Linked DNA regions of Homo sapiens: region 2 is linked to region 1. A link is a loop called in an ENCODE intact Hi-C map of the cell type or tissue named here. Cell type or tissue: A673. All regions are shown on one strand.

What was found. A loop is a pair of places that touch in the nucleus more often than their neighbours do. Peaks named below come from ENCODE experiments on the same cell type or tissue, not always from the same donor. Only the 100,000 strongest peaks of a DNase experiment are listed, where the experiment ranks them.
Region 2: a loop joins it to region 1, with 3 times the contacts of the local background. A loop is called at or near these places in 2 of 110 quality-filtered maps.

The regions. Positions count from the first base shown.
Region 1 is chr12:126,065,666-126,073,665 of GRCh38, forward strand. No RefSeq gene overlaps it. Among named protein-coding and RNA genes, the nearest start is that of LINC02359, 26 kb to the right of the region's middle. In A673, CTCF peaks have their summits at 4,069 (motif pointing right) and 4,270; a DNase peak (open chromatin) is centred at 4,096.
Region 2 is chr12:127,276,022-127,284,021 of GRCh38, forward strand. It overlaps LINC02376 (long intergenic non-protein coding RNA 2376), which reads right to left. Exons shown (of 4, transcript NR_146537.1): 2 at 7,215-7,615. Among named protein-coding and RNA genes, the nearest start is that of LINC02376, 4.3 kb to the right of the region's middle. RefSeq lists a silencer at 4,854-4,913. In A673, a CTCF peak has its summit at 4,880 (motif pointing right); a DNase peak (open chromatin) is centred at 7,340; H3K27ac peaks cover 4,319 bases.

The DNA.
Region 1 (8,000 bases):
TGGCAAGCTGAAGAGCACATGTCTCATCGAAAGCATGCAGTGTCTGTTTCCTCACCTCCTGTGGATCATAGCTATGTGGGAATATGGACCCTGTTACCACATCCTCAATTATTTTATTGAAAAGACAGATATCCTGAACTTAAGGTGAAATCTTCAAACATTTTAAAGCAATAGACGGAACAAAGGGACCATTTCTGAGGACCAAATCCAACCTCTGGGTCACAAGTGCAACCTTTGACCCACACCGTGCTTCCCAGCTTCCCCATCCCCTTCATCTGACATCCAAAACACTCAAACAGTTGACTAATCTCCAACAGGTGCACATGGGTTATAACAAAATCCCAACTCTACGACAACCTCAAATCTAATGTGACCAGCCACAGTGTTCCAATAAAATTATTTTTCAGGTTTTATTGCCAATTTAAGTATATATACATTTTAGATAAAAATGCAACATTCAAATAAACATTTTTATATACTTTTATCTCTATAGATGTATTTAAAGCCACCTATTATGTAAAATAATGTACTCATTTATATTTTCACATGTTTTATGAATCAATTAACATTCTTCATATGCACCTTTGACATCAATGTCTTCCTCATTATTCTTGAACTCATGTAACTCAGTTGTTCTAAGAGTTTCACTTTCACATCAAAGTCATTTGAGAAACAACAGCCCATGATACATGTTACTGAGAAGGTGATGGTGACCATGGTATCCACTGATGTGCAATGAGGGTAGTTGCCATTGTTTATTTGGACCTGTAGATACATATCCGTAATGCAACAAATTGCTGGACAACACTTTCATGGAACATTGCAATCACATGTTCACAGCAAATCCTCAAGGCTTGACATTTTGAGGTGAAACCTTCAGGGATAATAATAAAGTTTCCATTTAATGACTTTGTCTCTTTTTACCATGTGGTTCAGTTGGCATCATAAATTTCCAAATCCAGTCCCAGTGGAGCTTGATTTAGGTTGAAGTATCGTTCCCTACATTGTACTTTGTTGTTCAACATAGTGTCATGGTGATGGTACCCCATAATATTATGGGCCTTTTTCAGGAACAATTACTGGGGAACACACATGTGCACACTGGATACCAACGCATTTGTGTCTCTATACATCACAGTGGACTCACTTGGCCTAATCAAACTCCCATTTCCCTTTCAATACTAGCATGCTGGGATTGGGGTCCATGATTCCCTGAATTTTTGAATGTCACTCACACGAGACTTGGGAGTAGGAAGTGAAGCTTAGAAAATTTGGATCATTGGCAGATCTGTCTCCCATGCCAGTAAAAGGCCACTTACTCATGGTGCCATATGGCCCTGAATGGATTTTCACAGGTACATCCCTGGTGTACAGTGACAAGCACTATGTCGCCAGAAGGCACATTAAGGCTTCCAGTCAGTGCACAGTTCTGGGGGACATCTGAGTTTCCTGGGGACCTCTGAAGCTCAGCTACCCATTTAGTTTCTCCCTGAAATGCCTGGGTGCTCTAAGCAGCTAACTATCTGGGGTCCACAGAAGACCATGTCTTCCCGAAAATTCTGTTTGTTAATTTATTTCTGTCCTCCTCCCAGCACCCAGTGATTGGCAACCTGTTACACTTAAGACCTTTAATGATGTGAGGGCTGTTCTGTGGATAGAAATAAAATAGCTGATACAGAAATTTCTTTTAATAGACCTTGAGGTAAGCTTTACACTTAAATTATAAGGTGAAAGGAAGAAAAGCTGCTGTGAGTTCATTCTCCTCTCTTCCCATACCCTAAATGACTTATCCCATTAAATTGAATTCTGAAAGCTGCAAAACAAGATACCTGGCTATTGTGTGACTCTTGTGTTACTATGTATACCTCTGAGTGTATTTCTCTATCATGGGAGATTGTGTAAGATCTCTATGTTGTAGAGATCTTAAGTCCTTGTTTCCTGCCAAAGCCCCTCTCGGAATCTATCCAGCCAGATGGTTCTCTTGTGTTAGTCCAGTAGGGGGGCTTTAAATAAAGAAATCCAACACGGACACCACTGGAAAGTGTCCCAGGGTTGGAAGATAATGAGGAAGCTGATTTTTCTCATGCAAAGACAAAAGTGACATCTTCTTAAAATTCTTAATTCAATTTGAAGGGAGAAGTAATTACCTCCTCTGGCCATGATGTTGAAATGTCCATAGAGAGGAAAATGGACTTCACCCTCATTAACTCCGTGGATCAGAGCCAAAAGCAGCATTAGCCAAAAAGGCTTCTTCAAGGGCACAGATCCCCTAGATCAAAGCATGTTCTTGAGAGAATAGAGCATGAAGTTTTGTGAGTGACTCCAGTTAGAATCACATGGAGACTTTTCTATTTTTAATGAATCTTTCTTGTATTGTAGTTTATGCAGGTCCACAGTTGGGAACAGGGCAAAGCAGGGATGTGGCATCTGAAATGATTTTTTCTGTCTTCATTGATTCGAGCCTGTGACTGTGGCTGGCAGCTGTTCTACTGGTATTTATCTTGGAGGCTGGTCACACCATCAGGCTCTACAGCACAGAAAAACTTCATTTTTACTCTCTGTCCAGGGCCTTCAGACACTCACTGATACCTCTGTTCATTTGTGGCTGTAGATAATACCTAACCCAATTTCAGCTTACAAAGCCCCATTGAGCAAATGCAAAGTTACAAAGTGCCTCCCTATACAATAGGAAACAGCCCAGCCTGGGAACATTGTCACAAGCATTAATAGGTCACTGTACCTACACATCACTGCATATGCTATTGTGTGCAGTCATTCCAACTCTCCTCTAATTAGAGGGGTGATTCATGTCAGGGGCATAAAGCAAATATTACTTTATTTTTCCAAATTCTAGAAAGCAAGCTTCCATTTTTGATAATAGAAATTTGGGAATGATTGGCAGTCATTTGGCTCACAGGGAAAGCAGGAAAAACAAGAAATCTAAATAAATCTCATATTGATTTTGAAGAAGCTTTCTTGTGACATCTGGTATGCTTTATTTTGTATGTATCAAATCCGAAAATAATAAACAAGTTGATGTAAACAAATGCTTGAAGTAATGCTCAAATGGCAGCTGGATACTTGAAGACGACAGTAGGAAATTTAGCTTTATTAACGGTGCATGCTTGTGCACAGTACAAACTTTATACTTCCTAAATGTTGTCTGAATAAATGATACACAAGCATCAAAATATGTTTGAAAAACATAAAAAATGGTAGAAATATGAGATTATGTCTGAGAAAGCAGCTCAGAGTGGGGTTCTAACCCCAGCTTTCTGATTAGCCCACTCTTGACCTCAGATTGCATCACATAAGCCCTCTGAGCTTCAGTTAAATCCTTTATCAAGCAAGGGACTTAACTCTGTGACCTGGGAGGCTCTGGCTTCCTGTCACTGCCATGAGGCTCTAGTACAGCCAGAGATACAGGGGTCTAAGAACCTGTGTTTAGGATTTTGAGCTGGTTTGATTCAGGTAATCATGTTCTATCTCTGTGTCCTAATCTGTGTTTAAGGTTTTGAATTGGTCTGATTCAGGTAATGGTGTTCTATCTCTGTTTATCAGGATCTTTACCCCTGATAAAAATCCAGAGATCACTTGAATGCAGGTGGTTTTCTCTTCATATTGTTCAATGAAGAAAGCACCAATTAAGGATTCATAATAAACCATTGCCCAGTGAGAAATTGGCCTGGGGTTCCAGGGTGAAGAGGACAGAAGATTTTCATTGGGAGCACCTTAATGAGGACAACAGATCCTGGCTTAATAGAGAACATAAAGTAATAAAGAGAGACAAATCCATCTATCCATTCATTCCACAGCATTGATTGAGTGTCCGCTGTATACAATGGGATAAGGAAAAGATGTCCGTTGGTTCATGCGCAATGATGGTAACAGGTTTTCATTGCTGAACATTACATATTTCCTTTTTAATTTTAATGTTTAATTTTCGTGGGTACATAGTGGGCATATTTATTTATGGGGTACATGAGATTCACTCTAATAAGGTGTAGTGAGTTCCAGGGATTTCAGAGTTGATCAAGGAAAACCATATGGCCACAAGGTGGCAGTAGCGCACAATGAATTTGTTCAGGCTTCGCTTTGACAGATTTGCCAGCAGGGCAAGTCCCTCATGGCACGAGACCATCCAGAGGCCATGGTTCAGGAGCCCTACCTAGAAGATGAAGAGGTCAAGGGAAATTCTAGGGAAGATGGGGCTTATGTTTCCAGGTGATGTTTCTCAGCAGCACAGTGGGAAGTTTGGGTTAGAGAGCTTTGAAGAGCAGAAGATGCTTGGGGTCTTTTACAGCAAAAGAGTTTATTTTATCAATGGCTAGCAGATAGGGGGCACACTTTTGGTAGATATCCAAAGCAGGCAGGCTCTAAGTGGATAAAAGTCTGCTTATTTGGGCTATGATTAGAACAATTAGATGTGTAAAAATTTGAGTTGAGTGCCAGTGGGCTTTTGAGCTAATGGTCCCAGCCTACTGTGAAGAAGTATACAATCCAGAGGCCAAAAATAAAAGGGCCATCTTTAGTTCATTTATGTAACACGTGGTCAACTGATCCTAACCCCATGGGCATCATAGACTAGTGAGTGAGACAGACACACCTACTCATCCATCCATTCACACAACAAGCAATGACTGGGTTCCTCCTTCATCTCTGAATGTCATCACACAGGGCATGGGGGATTCAGAAATAAAGATGGCATCTTGAAGGAACTCATGCTCCATTGAACATGTCCAGATTTTGGTCTGAGTACAGACAGCAAGAGTTAATATAGAAGTGGGGACTCTGAATGATGCAAGTCTCATCAGCAGAGGAGCTGGGGGAGTGGGAAAATATCATGAGCTTTCCTAGAGGGAGTGGCAATCAAGCTGACTTTCGAAGGAGAAGCCAGAGACAGCCCAGCGGATATGCTGGAAAATGTTTTGCGAACTGAGGGGCCAGCATGTAACAAGGCTCCTATGCCTTGGGGACACAAGCTGAGTTTGGTGGAGCTTTGGATTGAAGAACAGAAAGAGCAAGACATTAGGCAGTGCATGCAGGCAGGGGCTAGATAAGGCAGAACCTGTGGGACGCAGTAAGAAGTGGAGCCAGTGAAAGTGTTAAAGCATGGCAGTGTACACAATTCTCCCTGACTGTGGAGGAAAGGAGGGTGGCTGCTAGGACACCAGATGGGAAGGAAGTACTGGCATCCAGGTGCCTGATGCTGAGGGCCAGAGGTAAAGAGGCATGGACAGAAGAGCCAGCCTGGGAGCTGGTGAGGAGGTGGGATTAGAGTCCTGCTAAGGAAGCACAAGTCAAGGGACTTTAGTCCCCAACCATGTGCATCCCTCCTGACCTGGTTATCCAGAACAGCTCTGCACACACTCACCACATGCTGAACTGAGGGGTGATTTGCAATTGCTGGGGTGATATAGGAAGAGCATCCAGGCAGAGGGAAGGGCTTAGGGTGAGGGCCAGCCTGGCTGCTTCAGGACCATGTGGAGGCCAACACAGTGAGGTCACTCTAATAAGAGATGGGGTCTGAGTGTGGGATAATGGAGGGCCAGGCCAAGTGGGGCCTTGTGGGTCACTGTGCAGACTTGGGAGCTTATGAGGGGTTGCACAGAGGGTGGTCTGTTCTCACTTGCTATTTCAGGAGAGCACACTGGCTGAGCAGACTTGGAAGCTTATGAGGGTTTGCACACAGGAGGGCCTGTTCTTACTTGCTATTTCAGGGGAGCACACTGGCTGAGAGGGGGCAAGGGAAAAGGGAGGTAATTTAGGTAATTGCAAGCAAGAAGAGAAGGTATGCTGGACAGGTAGAGGCACTGGAGTGAGAAGTCTCAGTTGCTTGTAATATTGAAGATAAAGGACTGATTATGGGTGGCAAAAAAAAGATGTCAAGGAAGACACCAAAATATTTTTCTTGAGCAGGTAGAAGGATGGAGATGTCACTAACTGACATAGGTCAGACAGCTGGGGGGTGGGTTTAGAAGAGAAGATTTCACATGCCTCTTCCCACACTCTGGGACCCAGCCCCATAGATTTCAGATCCACCTCAGGGTCCTCACATCTGCAATTTGCTGTGACTGAAACAGTTCCTAAGCTTCCCTTAACATGTGCCTGTTTTATGCAGTCATCCTTCAAATTCCTTGTTAGTCATTGCTTCTGAAGTCTTTTCTTTTTTCTTTTCTTTTTTTTTGATGGAATCTTGTTCTGTCACCTAGGCTGGAGTGCAGTGGTGTGATCTCAGCTTACTGCAACCTCTGCCTCCCGGATTTAAGCAATTCTCTGCCTCAGCCTCCCAAGTAGCTGGGATTACAGGCATGTGCCACCATGCTCAGCTAATTTTTGTATTTTTAGTAGAGATGGGGGTTTCACCATTTTGGCGAGGCTGGTCTTGAACTCCTGACCTCGTGATCCACCCGCCTCAGCCTCCCAAAGTGCTGGGATTACAGGCATGAGCCACCGCGCCTGGCTACTTGTGAAATCTTTTCTGACTCACCTTGCTTTTAGCTAGGTTAGGTTACTGTGACTTACTGAGTTCACATGTATTATGAAAGCCTGCAGCCAGCCTGCCTTGTTCAAATCTCAGCTCTGCCACCTTAAACGCATGCTACTCATGGGAAATGATTTTATTTCTTATTGCCTCAGTTACCTCATCTGTGAAATGGGCCTAATTATAGCACCAACTCACAGAGCAGTTATATCATATACCATATATATCATATAATGCATCCTATATGACCAAATTTAATATGAGACATTTTCCCCAAATTACCCCTAATAATGGAATAGTCCAAGTTCTCAAATTGGACAGAAGGGAAGTTAACATGCTTTAGGAAATTGTACTGATAAGTCGGGAAGCTGCCTTAGTGATGACAAATATGCTAAAGTCTGCTCCTTTTGCCCTCTCCTGCATGGGGCTTTCTTTCCTTACCTGCTTTAAGAGTGATTTTTTTAGTGCAGTGGATAATTAAGGACAAGAAATTTATCCTTAGTTTTTCCTTTTTTCTAACGAAAATATATGCACCCTGCCTGATAGGTTTCCTGTTTTCCAGGCCTCTTGTCCCTGAGTTAGAAAGTAGATTGCGTAGGTGTTTATTTATTGCATCTTTTATTTTCCCCCACAAGGAGCCCCTGTTTTATATGATGAGGTAAAAAGGAGACTGGATACATTTTTCTGAATTAAACTACAATTGCCTTCTAGATAATGGAGATTTCTTCCAGAATTGAAAATTGTTTTGTCTACTCTTCCTCATGAGTTGAGTCAATTTTATGTATATTTTTTATTCATTTTATTTTTCTTAGTGTTTTAGTGAAGGAAACGACAGCCCTATGGCCAAATCTGGCCCACCTTCTATTTTTGCAAAGTCAGTTTTACTGGAACACAGCCATGCCCATTCATTTTCAGATTGCCTGTTTCCACTAGCTGCCTAACAAATTACCACAAACTGATTTTTCAGGAGGCCAGAAGTCCAAAATCAAGGCGTGGCCAGGATTGGGTCCTTCTGGGGGCTCCGAGGGAGAGTCCGTTCCACACCTCTTTCCCAGCTTCAGTGGCTGTGGGAAACCCTCTGTGTCCCTTGTGGTAGAAACATCACTTCAATCTCCGCCTCTGTGGTCACAGGGACTTTTCCTTTGTGTATGTGTCTTCTGTCCTCTCCTCTTACAGGAACATCTGTCACTGGATTTAGAGTCCACCCTAAATGCAGCATGTTTGCATCTCTAGATCCTTTACTAATTATATCTGCAATGCCCGTACTTCCAAATCAGGTCACATTCATAGGTACTGGAGCTTAGGCCTTGAAGACATCTTTTTTAGGTGGACACAAAGGAACCCACTACAGGTTGCTAAGTCTCGAGCCACTAGGTTTATTTCTTGGCCTACTAAGTGGAGGAGAGGGCACTGCAGATTGGAAGCATCTGGGGATACTGCAAGCTCCGAGAGCAGGGACTTGGCTGCTTTGCTCAATGTTGTGCCCCTTGCCTGGCATATAAGACAAGAACTAGAG
Region 2 (8,000 bases), 1.2 Mb after region 1:
CCTGGTTCTGGGGAGGTAAGAAAGCTCCTTCCACCCACCAGCCATAGATAAGAGAAGAGGGCAAGGAGGCAGTAAAGCATGGGGTGGGGGGTGGCCCCATGGAAAGTTTTAGGACCCAAGCCTAGAAATAGCAGGCATCACTCACACCATTGTCCACTGGCTAGAACGCAGTCACATGACAACACCTAGCCACAAAGGAGGCTGGGAAATGAAGTCCACCTGTGTGCACAGAAGAAAGAAATGGGTTTGTGAACATACAGCATCCCTGCAAAGGCTCTCCACAGATAAGAGCTATTGATGCTTTATATCGAATATCACATCCATTGTTATTGTTATAGGACATATGTATCACATAAGTACACATGAATATATATATACTCATATATGTATATACTCATATATATAACCATATATATATTCACAGGCCTATATATATCTGAAATACACACACACACGTATATATTACATATTATATACACACACACACACACACACACACACAACTGACCATTGAACTACATGGGTCTGAACTCATGGGTTCTCTCAGACCGTGGATTTTATTCTGTCTCTGCAACCCCTGAACAGTAAGACCAACTCCTCCTCTTCCTCCTCCCCCTCAGTCTACTCAATATGAAGTCGATAAAGATGAAGACCTTTCTGATGATCCACTTCCACTTACTGTATAGAAAACATATTTTCAGCTGGGTGCGAAGGCTCACACCTGTAATCCCAGCACTTTGGGAGGTGGGCGGATCACGAGGTCAGGAGATCAAGACCATCCTAGCCAACAAGGTGAAACCCCGTCTCTACTAAAAATACAAAAATTAGCTGGGCGTGGTGGTGCATGCCTGTAGTCCCAGCTACTCGGGAGGCTGAGGCAGGAGAATCACTCAACCAGGGAGTAGGAGGCTGTAGTGAGCTGAGATCGCGCCACTGCACTCCAGTCTGGGTGACAAGAGTGAGACTTCATATAAAAAAAAAGAAAAGAAAAGAAAAGGAAACATATTTTCTCCTTCTTACGATTTTCTTAATAACTCTTTCTTTTCTCTAGATTACTTTAAGAATACAATTTATCAAAGCCAGGCACAGTAGCTCATGCCTGTAATCCCAGCAGTTTGGGAGGCTGAGGCAGGCAGATCACTTGAGGCCAGGAGTTCAAAAGCAGCTGAGCCAACATGGTGAAACCCTCTACTAAACATACAAATATTAGCCAGCGGGGATGGTGCATGCTTGTAATCTCAGCTACTCAGGAGACTGAGGTGGAAGAATTGTGTGAACCCAGGAGATGGAGGTTGCAGTGAGCTAAGATCGTGCCACTGCACTCCAGCCTGGGCAACAGAGCAAGACCCTGTCTCAAAAAATGTATATATACATATATCATACATATAGCATACAAAGTATGTGTTAACAGACTTTTGATGTTATCCTTAAGGCTTCTGGTGAATAGTAGGCTATCAGTAGTTAAGTCTAGGGGGAGCCCAAAGTTTTATAAGAATTTTGGACTGGGTAGGGGTCAGTCCCCTAACCTTCACTTTGGTCAAGGGTCAACTATGTGTGTGTGTTGACACACACACACACACACACACACACACATCACATGACTCAAGCATGGATAGCAGGAAGGGTTTCCAAGACAGATGGATTTGTCTAAGAGGAGACATGATTAATGAAAAGGCCTTAGGAGTGGGGGTGTGGGGAGCATGCCTTCTTGTTAAAGGGACGTCTGTGAGAAGACCCAGAAGAAATAGGAAAAAGTCACTTGTGGGAGGGACTGAGAAAACTTCAGTCTGGCTGGAAAGAAAAGTCAGGGAGCAAGAAGGAGATAATAGAGACAGATCATGAAAATATTTTACCTTAAACTCTTGGAGATGGGTGAGGTGGCTGCAGGGAGGATGCGGGGAGATACATGACTAGATTGAGCTCTAAGTTGCCCTGCATGGCTCCTGGTGGAGAGTGGGGCGGTGGTGGTGGGCCAGAACTCAGCAGCCCAGCTCCAACACCAGTGCCCTTGATGACGTGGCAGGAGGAGGGTTTGTGAGCAGAAGGGAGACCTGGGGAAGCCCCAGGGAACCCAGTGATCTGTGTCCTGTGGGGAGGATGAGAGTTGAGACCACAGATACGTGACCTGGACCTCAAAAGGAAACCAGGGCAGTAGGGTCCCAAAGCCACAGGAAGTCAGGCTTCCAGGGGAGGAGCGGTGGCCGGCAGGGATGCTGCTGAGGAACCAGGTGAGATGCATATTGGACTTGGGGACCCGGTAGTCCTTGGCTGCCTGTTAACACCAGCTGGCCTTAGAGACTGATGGGGCCAGAGAATGTGGTAGAGGAGGAATGAGAGGGGTGAGGATGTGAAGGGGCAAGTACAGAGGTTCTTTTTTGAGCCTGGGATATTAGTGGGGAGGTAGGGCACTGGCTTCAGGGGGAAAGTCCTAAATTGGGGCTGGATCTCCTGCAGGCAGGACCCAGAGAGGTTGGCGCCGTCCATGCGGGGAGCCCCATCCTTGGTCCTTGGCCCTGACTGCTGAGATGGAAATCTATGTGACTGATTCCACAGGTCTGACTGCTCCCACCCAGCAGGGTCATGCCAGTAGACTGAGGTTCCTCTGTGATGCTTGCCTCCCAGAGCTCAGAGTGGAGTATGGCTTAGGTCTCAGGACCAGCAGCACCCTCAGCACTGGGCTAAGGACACACTGTTTAGACAGATCTGGACAGATCACAGTGAACATTAAGGAACTATTTTCCTGGCATCTGGTCTTCCCTGGATTCTTAGTGGCTCGTTTGTTCTCTGTGATTTTTATCAGTCAGAGAAGTAAGAGGAAAACATAAACGAAAGGAAAAAGGAATCAGCCCATAAGGGAATGGGCTAGGTTTCAGCAACTCACTTGGGAGATGGCTGGCTCACCATTCCCCAACTCCCACCTCATTCTCTCTGCTCCTGCATCCACTTTAATGCATAATTTATGGATGCGATTAACAGAAACCAATCAAGCAAGGTATGCATTCAGTGCTGTGTTTAACAACAGATGTTTCCAGAGGTGATTATGTTAGAACAATAATACACACACACGCGCGCGCGCGCACACACACACACACACACACAGTGCCTGATCATCAGTACTGTGTTATGAGTGGTAACAAGACTGATGGCTTCACCAATAAAACTTCCAGAGCAGGAGACTTGGAGAAATGAGCTTAGTGGCTACTGTTGGTGCCAATTATCTTCTTACTGTAGAATAAGTCTTTCTCATGCTTTGTGCCTCAGTTTTTGTTTTTTACTCCCAAGAAGCTGACATCTTAGGAAATTGTTCTGGGAGAAGAGAGGCATTTTTCAGGCCATTGTAAGAGGCTTCAGGTTCCACTCGGCTCTAGGACGGGGATTCACCCCCCCTGGCTGAATTCCAGCTGCTCAGACATTACAGTGCAGCTCAGTGAGCTGCTGTGTTCTTCCAATCCTCCTACAGAGTCGCAGGGTTATTCCCGGGTAAGAAAGGTGGGTCCGAGTCCTCCCACACCACAGCATCTGCAATAGGATTCTGTGCATATGTCTACGTCACCCAGCCCTTTGGCTTCCTCATCAATAAGAGCAACTCTTGCTAGAGACCGTTGTGAAAGGTACAGGGATTCACGCAGATGAGGCATTAGGCAGAGCACCCAGCCTGAAGCAAAGTCAGCTGTGTCACTGTCATCATTTTTGGGAAGCTTCTTATAACCACTCCCTGAGTTCCCACTAGCAAGGGGAGGCAAGACCCCAACATTTTCATCCGTGATTAAACTGGCTGGAGACAGCAAGTAGAGTTCCAGCTCAGACCTCAAATTCACAAAAGACCCCAGAAGGGGGTGCTTCTGGTCCTGCACCACATTTACACTTTTGATGTTGTCTCCGAGGGAGCCTACAAGTCCACTAACAGTCATGCAGGGGCCCGGCATGGTGGCTCACATCTGTAATCCCAGCACTTTGGGAGGCTGAGGCAGGCAGTGGATGACCTAAGCCCAAGAGTTCGAGACCAGCCTGGGCAACATAGCGAGATCCCATCTCTACAAAAAAAAAAAAAAATTACAAAAACTAGCCGGGTGTGATGGTTCAGGCCTGTGGTCCCAGCTACTTGGGAGGGTGAGGTGGGAGGATCTCTTGAGCCCGGGAGGTTGAGGCTACACTGGGCAGATATCCCATCACTGCACCCCAGCCTGGGTGACAAACTGAGACCCTGTTTCAAAACAAAACAAGGGTCATGCAGAAAAGGCTGCTCAAAAACACCTTCCCGGCCACTCTACATGTGACCATCACAGGATCGAATCTCCCGTTGAAATTAGTATTCTCAACTCATCTCAACATCGGAACGTTTGCAGTTTAAAAGCATTCATTTGTTCATTGTGAGCAGCTAATACATACCACATATTTTGACATCTGATTTTGGCAATTCTTTACTTATTTGAAGGGGACCCTGAATAGAAATACAGAACAATAACCTAACGAAAACACTATTTCTGATGGCTGGTCCTCTCGTTACCACCAGGAAGCTCTGCCAGGACACTCCACTGCCGGGAGGGGTGCCTAGGAACGAAGAGCAGAGGGGCCAGTGAGGTCCTGCCACGCCCTGCTGAGTTCTACGTGCTTGCGCGCTTCTTCCTCGGGAGAGCTTCCACTGATTTAATTGGATATGGGGATGGAGAGAGGAAACAGAAACAGGGAAAGAAGTGAAAAAGGGAAGGACGGGGCGCGCGCGGCAGGGGGGCAGGCGGCCTGGTGCAGGTGCATCCCCAGGTGCGCGCCACGCCCCTGCGGGACCCGGCGGCACCGCGGTGCGTTCCCAGCCGCCGGCGCTAGAGGGCGTGTCTGCGGAAAGACTCGCTGCGCTGGCCCAGGCTCCACGAGGGGCCGACAGGGGGCGCTCTGCACAGGGACCGGAGGGAGCGGGAGCCGAACTTGCGTGAGAGGCGCGGGGCCACCCGTGCAGGTGTAGGTGGAGCCACTCTGCCAACCCCTGGGCACTGGGCAGGGCTGGAGGGAGGATTGCCCTGTGCACAGGTGGAAGACATTTCACCTCTTACAAATCCTGAGGGCGCTTTTGCTTGTTTAAGGGAGTTTGGGAGACAGTGTTGCAAAGGGTCCAGTAATAGTTGCAGAATCATTTCTCAGGATGTCTTAGAGTCAGGAATCCCTGAATTTGAATCTCAGCTCTGCCCTTCACTGTGCAATTGTGGACAAGGGAATTCACGGTCTGAACCTCAGTTCCCTCCACCCCTAAAATGGGGATAATGAGCGCGCCTAAGTCACAGGGTTGGAGTGAGGATTAAATGAGATTCTGCACCTGCAGGTAGCACACAGAGCAAGGTATCTGCTACATGATAAATCCTCAACTTTTAGCTGCCTACTCATTATTATTAATATTACTATATTTTTATGACTATGACTATATGATTACTATTACTACTTTTACTATATTATTGTGTTGATACATCAGGCTGTTTGGCCATTCTAGATGCTTAGCTGAAAAGAAAAGCTTTTTCTACTTAGAAGAGCAGTTCCCAAACTTTTTGGTCTCACAGCCCCTTTACATTCTTGAAAGTTATTCAATAATCCAAAGTGCTTTTATTTATGTGGAATTTACACCCCGTGCCACTGAATTTAAGCCCATTCAAGTCCATGTGGTTAAAATGTTTTTTTGTGAACAGAATATTTAGATAAACATTCAAGATTCCTGGCTGTTTTTCTGTTTCCTACATGAAAGAAAAAGAAAAGCCAACTTTCTCATAGGATATTCTCAGAAGGCTGTGGGGCCCCAAGAGCCCTGGGCTGGAAGGCAGGAGGCCTAGGCTCAGATTCTGACTCTGTCCTTGTCTCACTGTGTGGCCTTAAGCAAGGTGCTTGCCTCTCTGAGTCTTGGGTGTGCCATGTTCTGAGGCACATCCAGCTGTGAAAAGGCAGGTGTCTGGTTCTTTGTCATCTATTAGAAGAGTGTCATTCACACTGATGCATGGATCTGAAGGAAGGAGACCCCCACACACACATGACTTGCCAACCCAAAATCACCCCCAAAGGAGGATATGAATTCACGAAGTCCAGGTTTGACTCTAGGCTCAGCCATTACCACATGCATGACCTTGGGAAAGTCAGTCCTCATTCCTGCCCCAGGGTTCAGCTTAACTTGACAGGTAGTGGGGCGATATGATGACCTTCAAACTTGTACCTTCAGCTGGAATTTCAGACTGAACACTGTGGGGTTAGAGGTGACCAGAGGCATCTGTCAGCTGGACCTTGAGTCGAGGCCTTTTCTGGTCACCAGGGGTTGTGCTCTGACACTTAAGTTTTGTGGGGGAGACTGCACCGTATTGTTTGTTTCCAGGCTATAGTTAGCAGGAATATGCCTCCTTCCTTCCCTGGGACCCCTTCTAGGCTGAGCAAGGCCACAGTACCTCCTGGAAGGGCACTTGGTAACCTGTGACTTAGTCCACATCCTAACTCGACCACTCTTGAGCTGTGTGATGTTGATCTAACAGCCAAACCTCTCAGCCTGTCTTTCCTCAACTGCGAAATGAGGATGTTAAGTCTTCAAATTAAAGTGAGGAACATCATTCATGAAACGTCCACCACACTCCCTTGCTGTGCCAGTGCTTGAGGGGAAATATCTCACTGAGGCTTCTCAATAGTATTTATGAGTGAGGTGCTTTGATTTGTTCTATTTTACAGATGCAGAAACTGGGGCGCCGAGAGGTTAAATCACTCATCTGGAGACACACAGCCAGGGAGGATAGTAAGCAGCCAGGATCCAAGCCCACATCCATAGGACCTGAGGCTACAGTGTACCATCCCTCACCTGCTCCCCACTGTGCTTCATAACACCAGGTGCAGAGGACAGTGGGGCCAGAGGCGGTGGTGGATAAGAAGTGACTAGGATGAGGATGTGAAAAGGGCAAATATTCACTTGCCTCTCTTGTGACATATTCACATACCATAGAAAGCTATTTCTCCATCTCTAGCTCCTCAGAGAACTTTCTGTGGAATTGTAATGCATGTCCTTGAAAAAGTGCAGGCAGCTGAAATGCATGACAGTTGAAGCACTTGGATCTCATTGTCAGACTGCGCATTTTCTAACCGTGAAGGGCTTTCTCGGTTTAGAGACTATTAGTTCAAACTCTAAGTAGTCCATTTATTTTGCTCAGAAAACTGTAATGCATTTCCTAAATTTCCTCTTCTGAGGTTTAAAAATAACCTACCTTAGCAGCAGACATCAATTCCTTTAAATCAGTTCCTGCTTGATCATCCAGGTTGTCTCTTTTCCGGATTCACTTTACGTATCCTAGTCCAAGTCACCCCTCTCTGCCCCCCACAGTGTTACTATCAAGAAGGGGGCCAGGCGAGGGTGTCAGACTTCCCTGGCTGTAGACAGGGATCAGATCTGTCATTCTCTGTCATGTGTGACTTGGCCTATGCTTGTGGATGTGGCTTTACTAGGTTCATTGAGATTGTTTATTTCTTCTTTTAATTTTTGAGCTTATTATGAATGGTTTTAGACTTTCCTGAATATCTACATTTTTATCCAGTCTGTTAACATTTTCTGATATTCTTCACTCTTTTGAGATAATTTTAAGGAATTTTTGTCTTTGTCCTGATGAACCTGTAGGATAGAACTTTTGCTATTTTCTAGTGACTATGTTGCTTTTTGAATATCAGCCTTAAACACACATTGACCCATAAACACACCTTGAATCCAATCAGTGGGTTTCTCTCTTTCTAGTTATTTTTTGAGTAGCTCTATCTTTAGGAAGAAAATAAAAGAAAAGAAAAAGCAAGGAGGGAAGAAACGAAGGAAGAAAGGAAGAAAAGAAGGAAGGAAGGAAGGAAAGAAGGAAGGAAGGAAGGAAAGAAGGAAGGAAGGAAGGAAAGAGAAAGAGAAAGAAAAGAAATAAGCCAACAAATTCTTATAGTTTGCTGCCAAATTCAGTGTTTCTAAGGTTTTGAAGACCTGGGGTGACTTCAGGTTTTTTTAGACTTTTTAAATC